Regions from separate parts of the Homo sapiens genome. Here region 1 is linked to region 2. A link is a loop called in an ENCODE intact Hi-C map of the cell type or tissue named here. Cell type or tissue: sigmoid colon. All regions are shown on one strand. Region 1 overlaps RPGR (retinitis pigmentosa GTPase regulator). Region 2 holds the start of SRPX (sushi repeat containing protein X-linked).

Region 1 (4,000 bases), 62 kb after region 2:
CCCAGACCCAGGCTTTCCAAAAGTCCAAGAAACATTATTATTATTTGAGACAGGGCCTCACTCTGTCACTCAAGCTGGAGTGCAGTGGCACAATCACAGCTTACTACAGCCTTGACCTTCAGGGCTCAAGCGATCTTCCCACTTCAGCCTCCTGAGTAGCTGGGACTACAGGGCGCACACCACCATGCCTAACTAATCTTTTAATTTTTTTGTAGAGACAGGTTTTTATCATCTTGCCCAGGCTGGTCTTGAACTCCTGGCCTCAAGCAATCCTCCAGCCTCAGCCTCCCAAAGTTCTGCGATTACAGGTGTGAGTCACCATGCCTGGCTGAGAAACTTTTTAAATGTAAAATCTCCTGACATTTCAATGTTGGCAACCAATATGATTTAAATAAAAAAAAACTGCACCAAACAAAATAAGTCTGCAGGCCAGACTGCACCCATGGGCTGCCAGTTGTGATCTCCAAATTCTTGGCTGATCATACTACTTTATAATCTCTTAAACTCTTCCTTCTTTCTAGGCACCACTCCCTTATGTCATTCCTAATCCTGTATTCTCACCACTGAATACATTCCAGTTTGATAGGCAGGCCTACAGAAATAAATGTTCAGAGTATAGAATATCTTGCTGGCGAGCATTTTTATTCTCATTTTCAGATTTATTCTTTACTATCTCTACTCTTTTTCCTTAGAAGATTTTCTTGTTGTCCATAAACAAATGCATGATCCACGACTATACCTTATGTGCTAATTATTTTTATTTATTTTGATAACAAGGTTAGGACACAGAGGGAAATGTTCAGTGACAGAAAACACACCTAAATTTTCGGCTAACCACATGAGTGTGATCAGCGTTTCAACACACTTTAAATATTTAGGGGCATTTATTGACTAATGTATGGTGTGTAATAGTTTCACTCCACCTTATACTTAAGCATGATCATTATTGCAATCTACTTTATTCCCACAGATCTATTTCTATAAGCCAATTTATATTTTGCTATTATGTTACATTTAAACAAAAGTCAGGTTCACATGACTAAACTCACGCACATCAGTCAGTGACCTGGAGATTCATGAGTGTAGCTTTGCACCTACCTTGGTGTGATCACAGAGTATAATTAGAGTGATACAGGTTACCATTTGCTGAGTGCCTATAACATGTTTCATGTGTTAGGTAATTTAATCGTCAAAAGTCCCTTCCTTTATCAAATGAGGGAAATAAGACTCAGAAAGGTCAAATAACAACCACCACCACCACCACCACCACAACTTTTCTAGGTGTCCACACAGCTCATCAGTGGAGGGCTGGGATTTTAACTCAGTTCTACTGGACTTTGGAGCCCATGTTTGTTTCCAAACCTGCTCATTTAATTTGAGGATAATAATGGCTGTTCTCACAGATGTTTTTTTTCTCCGCCTCACTAATGTTTAAAGCATTGCAGATTTTTCTTTTGGTTCATAAGCTCACATCAATAACACTCTATTCTTATGTATATATTAATTATGAACAAAATTTATCATCTTTTCCCCAGAAAACCAAAGTCTCTGGAGTACACATCTCCCTTCCTAAATTGAGAAATATGCTTAAAAAATTAAATATTTTAAAAATTAAATATCTATATCTGATATTTAATTTTCACAGTTCTGATTCTATTCCTCTGCAGAGCAGATTTCCCGGAGCTCATTCTTTCCTGGCAATGTGGGTTCTGCCCCTGGCCCTCTACTAGGCTGCCTCCTAGAGGCTCTCTCTGCAGCTACTACCACTCCTTCCTCTCTGAAACCCCTTCTTTGGCTTGGGTGGTATCTCTCTTTCCTAGTAAGTATGCTCCCACACCTCCTTCTCAGACTTCACTTTCTCAACCTCTCCCTTACCTACTGACATTTCTCTGAATTCTGTCTTCAACTCTCCTCCATTCACATTAGGAACACTTCCTTTCAGTCAAATCCAGTTTTAACTACATCTATGAGCTGGCGATACTCAGCAGTCTCCGTGAGCTCCAGATCCATACAGGTATCTGCCTCCTGAACATCTCCTACAATCTAAAATCAACAGTAAAAAACTGTCTCCCAAACATGCTTCTGCTCCCTTATTCTCGATCTTGCTGAATAGTACTCTTTCTACTCAGTTCTCCAGGTCAGAAACAAGAAAAGCTTGGCCTTTCCTTCTTCCATGGTCACATTTTATTTTTGCTATGTAAGTGTATAGCAAGTTTCTCTATAGTGAAATAATAGAAGACATTTCAGTTGCACTCACCTTGACTGCTGCTGTTCAGCAGCAGCAGCAGCAGCAGCAGCAGCAGTTTCTGTGGTAGGTAATCCTTTGCAGCTTACCTTAAAGTCTTTTTCAGCCAGAGTCCTCATTAGGAAATGTAACTCAATGGATTCTATATATACTACTCACACTTCCCTCAATAATGATCAGTAATAAACTACTATAAAAGCCTGAACAACCAGCAGATGGGAACAATAAAGAAGGAACCAGTTATTTTAATCTATATAACCAAGTGTTAATTCATGAGGGACAAAGTGGTCTCATTCTTAAGCTTCCTTTTTTTTCTCCTAAGATATATAAAATTTACAAACATGTAAATCACTTCTGTCGATGAAAGCCTGGATAGACCTGGGTCTTTTGTACCCCAACCCACCCCTAACCCACAATACACTCCTCTCCATAAACTTTTTGAGGGTACTAGACCTGCCACATGTGATTAAATAAATGTTCGCCCAACAGTGGGCACAGAAAGTTAGTGTGTGCTTAGTAGTTTAGGATAACTGTTTACTTTAGTATAACTACTAGTTAGTTTGAATGTGGGGTCGCTTTGGTGACGAGACTTAAGATTTTTTATTGAGGAAAAAGGAATTGCAGAAAATCTGGGTGTGACAGAGCTCTAGCTGGTAATGAACAACTGCTGTTCCTATAGAATCCCTTAGGTCACTCATTCTCATTCTATAATTTTCCAGATGAAGAAATTGAGGACTGCAAAGCTAAGAGACTAGCCCAAGTTCAGACAGCTCAAAAGTACAAAACCAGAAGAAGGGCTTTGGTCTCAAAGTGACTAGGGAGGCCAGTGTTCTCCACTAGAAAACAATGCTTGCATGAACTACCACTTCTAAAGAGCACAAAATGTTTTTGGCCAGGGAAATGTGAAGAAATGCTATTTAAACGTGGACATATAGACCAGGTTTAATACTGAGATGGGTGTATTTTAGAACGTTGTTTCTGTATTACTGGCTGATTATCTCTTCAGTAGAAGATGAATGCTCATAGCTATTACATTAATAACTTGAGTTTAAGAGTTTCTCATTTCCCTGGAGGTTTTTTTCTTTATGAATTCTGTGTCATCCATCTTAATTATTTTAAATCTACTTTTTAAATAATCATGTTCGGCACATATATTTTTATCATAGTATTAATTCTTTTCTACTATCCCTTAATGAATGTGGTCGAATTCGGTAAAGCAATGCAATGCCAAATCAGTACATTTGGTTAGTTAGGGGAAGCTGCCAGAGATCCTTGCAGCTAAGGCAAAACTTACAATTGCTCCTAGGAAATCCTTTACTTCATACGATTCTAGACTTTTTCCTCATATTCTTTCTCACTCAGAGAATCAACTGTGCAAAAGAACTCAACTACACAAAACTCACAGGAAGTTTCTCATCAAAATCCTCCTTAATAAAACTAAGTATAAGAAATCTCTCATGCCCAGGATATAAAAGGGACTATGAAAGGAAATTAGTTGAAAAAGGAGCCACAAATAAACTATCAGATAAATTAGCTGCATTATGTACACGGAAAATTTTAAGGGACAATTGAAATTACTCTAGTGGAAATCTAGCCTCTCTAAAATTCAGTATCTAATACTAGACAGTTTATCTTTTCATAAAGAATTTCTGACTATATACATTTAATTTTTTATTTTACTTGAAACATTCTGACAAGGAACAGACAAACTGAAATTACAGAACAGTCAGTGAATACATTGAGGGCATATAACAC
Region 2 (4,000 bases):
ACACAAACAACTTTTCTACAAATTTTCCATACACTTCATGTAGGTTTTTATAGACACTGCATCTTTGCTAGGCTGCAAAAAATAGATCAGAGAGCCAGAAAAGCTGCATTAAATTCTAAGATGGAAGAACTCCAGAGACCTTCTAGGAGTGGGAATGAGAATGATTTACTCTCACTCTGACAGATGTGCTATTCACGTGCAGATAGTTACATAATCGACTTGCTGATGGAGCCCTAGATCTCCATCTTCTTTCAGAAGTTCCAGATTCAAGTCCTTCACTTTCTCTCTTACTGAAGATATGATGTCCACTTGCTAAGAGAGTGTCTCTGAAATGATCTTTAAAATTTGTCACCCAGCACTTAGAGTGAACTCAGCCTATGTGATTTGCTTTCAGACCCAAGGGCCTAGAGATTTTCCCCTCCCCAGCCTTCCAAAGCCTCTGGCTTGGACTGAAATCCCCTCCTCTGGATCTCACAACCTCAGCGGAGCACACTTCCCAAGAGACCCCATTGAGCCATGCCAAAAGGAGGCTCAAGAGGAGTGTTTATCAAGCAGCTCCAATCAGCTTCAGCTCATTTGTGGTCTGAGCAGAGCCGGAGGGCAGGTTAGGAGTCAGTGGAGGTGGTGGCAAGCAGGAACATGGTGGCTAAAAGTTGGGAGCAGCTTGCAGGCTGGCAGAGGGAGCCAGGAAAGCCAGGGATAGGTCCCAAAAGACAGGTGGTAGTGAATGCCCAAACTGGCGAACTCATGATTCTGTGGCTGGGCCCTGGTAGCAAGCTGTACTATATAAAGGTGGAAGATGAGAGAAAGGAGAGGGGAGGGCAGGGGAGGAGAACGGAGGGAGGTCGGATGGAAAAGGAGAAGGGGTCCCCAGCTTGAGAAAGGCTCAACTAAAAGTTGAGGTTCCCAGGCAGCTCACAGGCACCTCCCAACTCAGTGCGGAAAAGCTACCTCTAGCTTCTCACCTTATTTGCCCGCTCCCAGAAAGCTGCTTCTGGGACGCTTAATGACTTCCTCTTCCCCTACAGGTTCATTTTAACCTGATTCCTGCTAAAGGGGGTGGGAGAGGAGGTATTAACACACCATGGGAATAACAGTTGCCTGGCAGTAAGGATAAAATTTCCTTTCCACTTTACCCTGAATCAGTTCCTACAAAGCAGCTTAAAACTTAAGAGTCAGCTCAAAACACAAATGTTCCTGTTTATTAATTTACAAATTTGTTCTATTCATTCATTTATTTAGGTGCGTGCAGAGAATTTCCCGCAGCCATCCCTACATCTCCCAAGCACACTGCTAGAAAGATGGGCATCCTCTATCCTTCTACCAGAACTCAGTAGGTTCATTTCTCATACCCTAGATTTAAGCTGCCCACGGTGTTGAACGCAGAGCCAAATATTTGCACGCCCTATAGCCGACGTCACCCACTTTCCCATTAACACTAAATTAAAACGCATCCATGGATTTCCTCTCCATTCCGAGGCAACAGGAGTGCATGGCACATTGCCCTACTCCCCTGAAGCTCTTCGCTAACCTAAGACTCCAGGGTGAGGAAGTTAGCTGGAGCTTTTTAAAGTGCATCTCCAAAGAGAATTTTGCTCACACCATGAGAGCCCCCAAGAAACACCAGGGCCCCCTTAGATGCCGGAGACCACGCCCTCCAGGAATAAGCCGCACCCTCTGCCCAGCAGATCCTTGCGCGAGTAGCCCTCTTTCCCTGGGGCTAATCAAGTGCATGCCACATGTCACCACTCTCAGCTGGCAATTCTTCCTCAGAGGCGCAGACTTTCTCGGAATCCCCAGCAGGGGGGGTTAAGAGATTCAGGGGAGGCCCCGCCCGTGCCTTCCACAAAAGTCGCTTTACCGTGGCTCGTGTCCTGCGGCCCCAAGGGGGTAGCCTGGGACGTGTAGTGGGAGGGCATAGAGGCTCCTTCCAGGACAAGCTGCCAGCCTCCAGTGGGCAACCATGTGAGAGGCAAAATTCTGGGGGTGAGAAAGTAGCAAACTAGTCTGCGGCCAAACTTTCTCTGTGGAGCCTCCTACACCGAAAAGGGTTTGATTGGAACTCTGGAAGCCCGGACGCAGAAGGTGCTAGGGCTCCCGTCGCCGCGAGGGCGCCCCGCGCCTGGAGATGGGATGGTCAGTTCTTCCCGGCGCGTGCCCAGACACCAGCCCCGATCCGCATCATCCCCACCCTCGGGCTGCGAAAGAGGAGTTCTGCGCAAACAAAGGGCGCCCCCGGCACCTCCCTCTATCCCGAGCGAAGGGTCCCAACGGCGACTCCGGGGGTCTTTGGTGCCCAGCTGAGGAGGCAGCCACGCCTCCGATCCTACCTGGGAAGCTGCGGCTGGGCGGGACGCGCAGCAGCAGCAGCAGCAGCAGAGGCGGCAGCAGCAGCAGCAGCGCGGGCCGATGTGCGGGGCTCCCCATGGCGAGCGGGCGCTTAGCTCGCCTCGGCAGCGCAGCGCGCTTCCCGGGGGCGGCAGGAGACCGAAGAGACCAAGGGACTGCGTGCTAGCGGGCGGGCGAAGGCCGGGCTGGAAAACTCCTCCTCTCGCCTCTTTCCCTCCCTCCTTCCTGCCTGGGGCCTGCCCTCCTTTCTCCGCCCCCCCTGGAACACTGCGCGGTTCGGGGCTCTGACCCACCCACCTCCTCCTTTTGTGCCAGCGCTTTTTCTGGCCAGAGAGCGCTGGAGACAAGCCCCAGCAGAGCGAAATATCCTGAAGTAGCTTTCTTTGCCCCAATTTGCGCGCCCCCTCACCCGGAATACACACACGGTATTCAATACAACCGCCTCGAACATCCCAGACGTCTAGAAGGATACCATCTGTGCAGAAAGCTGCGTGAGTCACACGGAAACAGAAGGGGCAACCGAGGGGATTCAGAGTGGCCCACTGCGGCCGGATACTATGGCCATGTTCTCTGTTTTGATCCTCACGACCATGCCCCAAGTTCGCTATTACCATGTCCACTTTCTCCAATAAGACACCGACGCTTAGAAACTTGCCCAGATTCACCCCCGTTACTGGCAGAGCAGGGACTGGAACTTAGGTGTGTAGTTCTGCCGACGTCAAAGTCCATACTACAGATTTTTTGTTAGTTTGTTTCTCTTTTGCAAAGGAATAAATCAAGGACTGGACCGGGTGCGTGCCTGCTCTGCTGCGGTTTAGGATGGGGCTTGAGGTTCTCCTTCCAGGATCAGCTGATGGGAGAGCACAAGGCACAGAAAGTTCTCTGTCTCACCCACAGCCATGGGGATCCAGCTGTAGGTTCCTGCAGCCAGATTTCCTCATTTCCTGGGTTGTTCTCAACCACCCCAAAGATACCACGACCAGACTGGAGCCTCTTCCCTGTGGCTTGGCATCGCTGGATCCTGGCATCAGGACAGGGTTTCTAGGCTGCCCGCAGGACGGATCTGGTTTCTTTGAGGCATTTGAGTAAGCCTCTCATAGTTTTGTTTGTTTGTTTGTTGTTTTGGTTGTTTAGTTCTTGTTAAATCAGTAAGGCAATACGTTGCCCCTTTGCTGTCTCAGAAAGATCTTAGCTAAGGCAAATTTTAGTTGGAGTTGCTGCATTAGGTTGTGCAGTTTGGGCACTGTACAAAGGCATCCAGAGGAAGGGGCAAGTGGGAGCCAAAATCCAAATGCCTTTGGGTTCAGGGAGCTTTGCGTCTTGGCAGGGGCCACATCCACTAGAAGGGCATCTTTCTCTCTGCCACAGTAGTCTGGTCTGATAGCTAGGCTAAGAGCCCTGGGGGCACTCACCTAGAAGTTCTGAATTTGTTTATCCAGAAGGAGTGCCATTTCCCAATTCTCACAAAAGCCCCAGACTTGAACGTCCATCTTACCCTCTCTAGCACTTGGGGGGACTTCGCTCCATCTCCTGTGGGTTTCTCCACTGCTGCTACCTCTTCAGGGAACCAACAACCCTTAAATAACCCCCTAGTCGCAAGGAAATGGGGGAGGTCAGTCTATTCTGTGGCCTCCATCAGACCAGACTTTCC

Evidence for each region. Peaks named below come from ENCODE experiments on the same cell type or tissue, not always from the same donor. Only the 100,000 strongest peaks of a DNase experiment are listed, where the experiment ranks them.
Region 1: a loop joins it to region 2, with 1.9 times the contacts of the local background. A loop is called at or near these places in 3 of 110 quality-filtered maps.

Annotation. Positions count from the first base shown.
Region 1 is chrX:38,280,505-38,284,504 of GRCh38, forward strand. RPGR (retinitis pigmentosa GTPase regulator) reads right to left here. Exons shown (of 15, transcript NM_001034853.2): 15 at 3,904-4,000. Among named protein-coding and RNA genes, the nearest start is that of RPGR, 45 kb to the right of the region's middle. In sigmoid colon, CTCF peaks have their summits at 1,725 (motif pointing left) and 1,929; no DNase peak of the experiment used is centred here.
Region 2 is chrX:38,218,366-38,222,365 of GRCh38, forward strand. SRPX (sushi repeat containing protein X-linked) reads right to left here and starts at 2,506. Exons shown (of 10, transcript NM_006307.5): 1 at 2,331-2,506. The coding sequence starts at 2,427. It overlaps LOC124905176 (a long non-coding RNA gene), which reads left to right and starts at 2,543. Exons shown (of 2, transcript XR_007068212.1): 1 at 2,543-3,434. In sigmoid colon, a CTCF peak has its summit at 1,796 (motif pointing right); DNase peaks (open chromatin) are centred at 1,826, 2,166 and 2,576; H3K4me3 peaks cover 2,773 bases.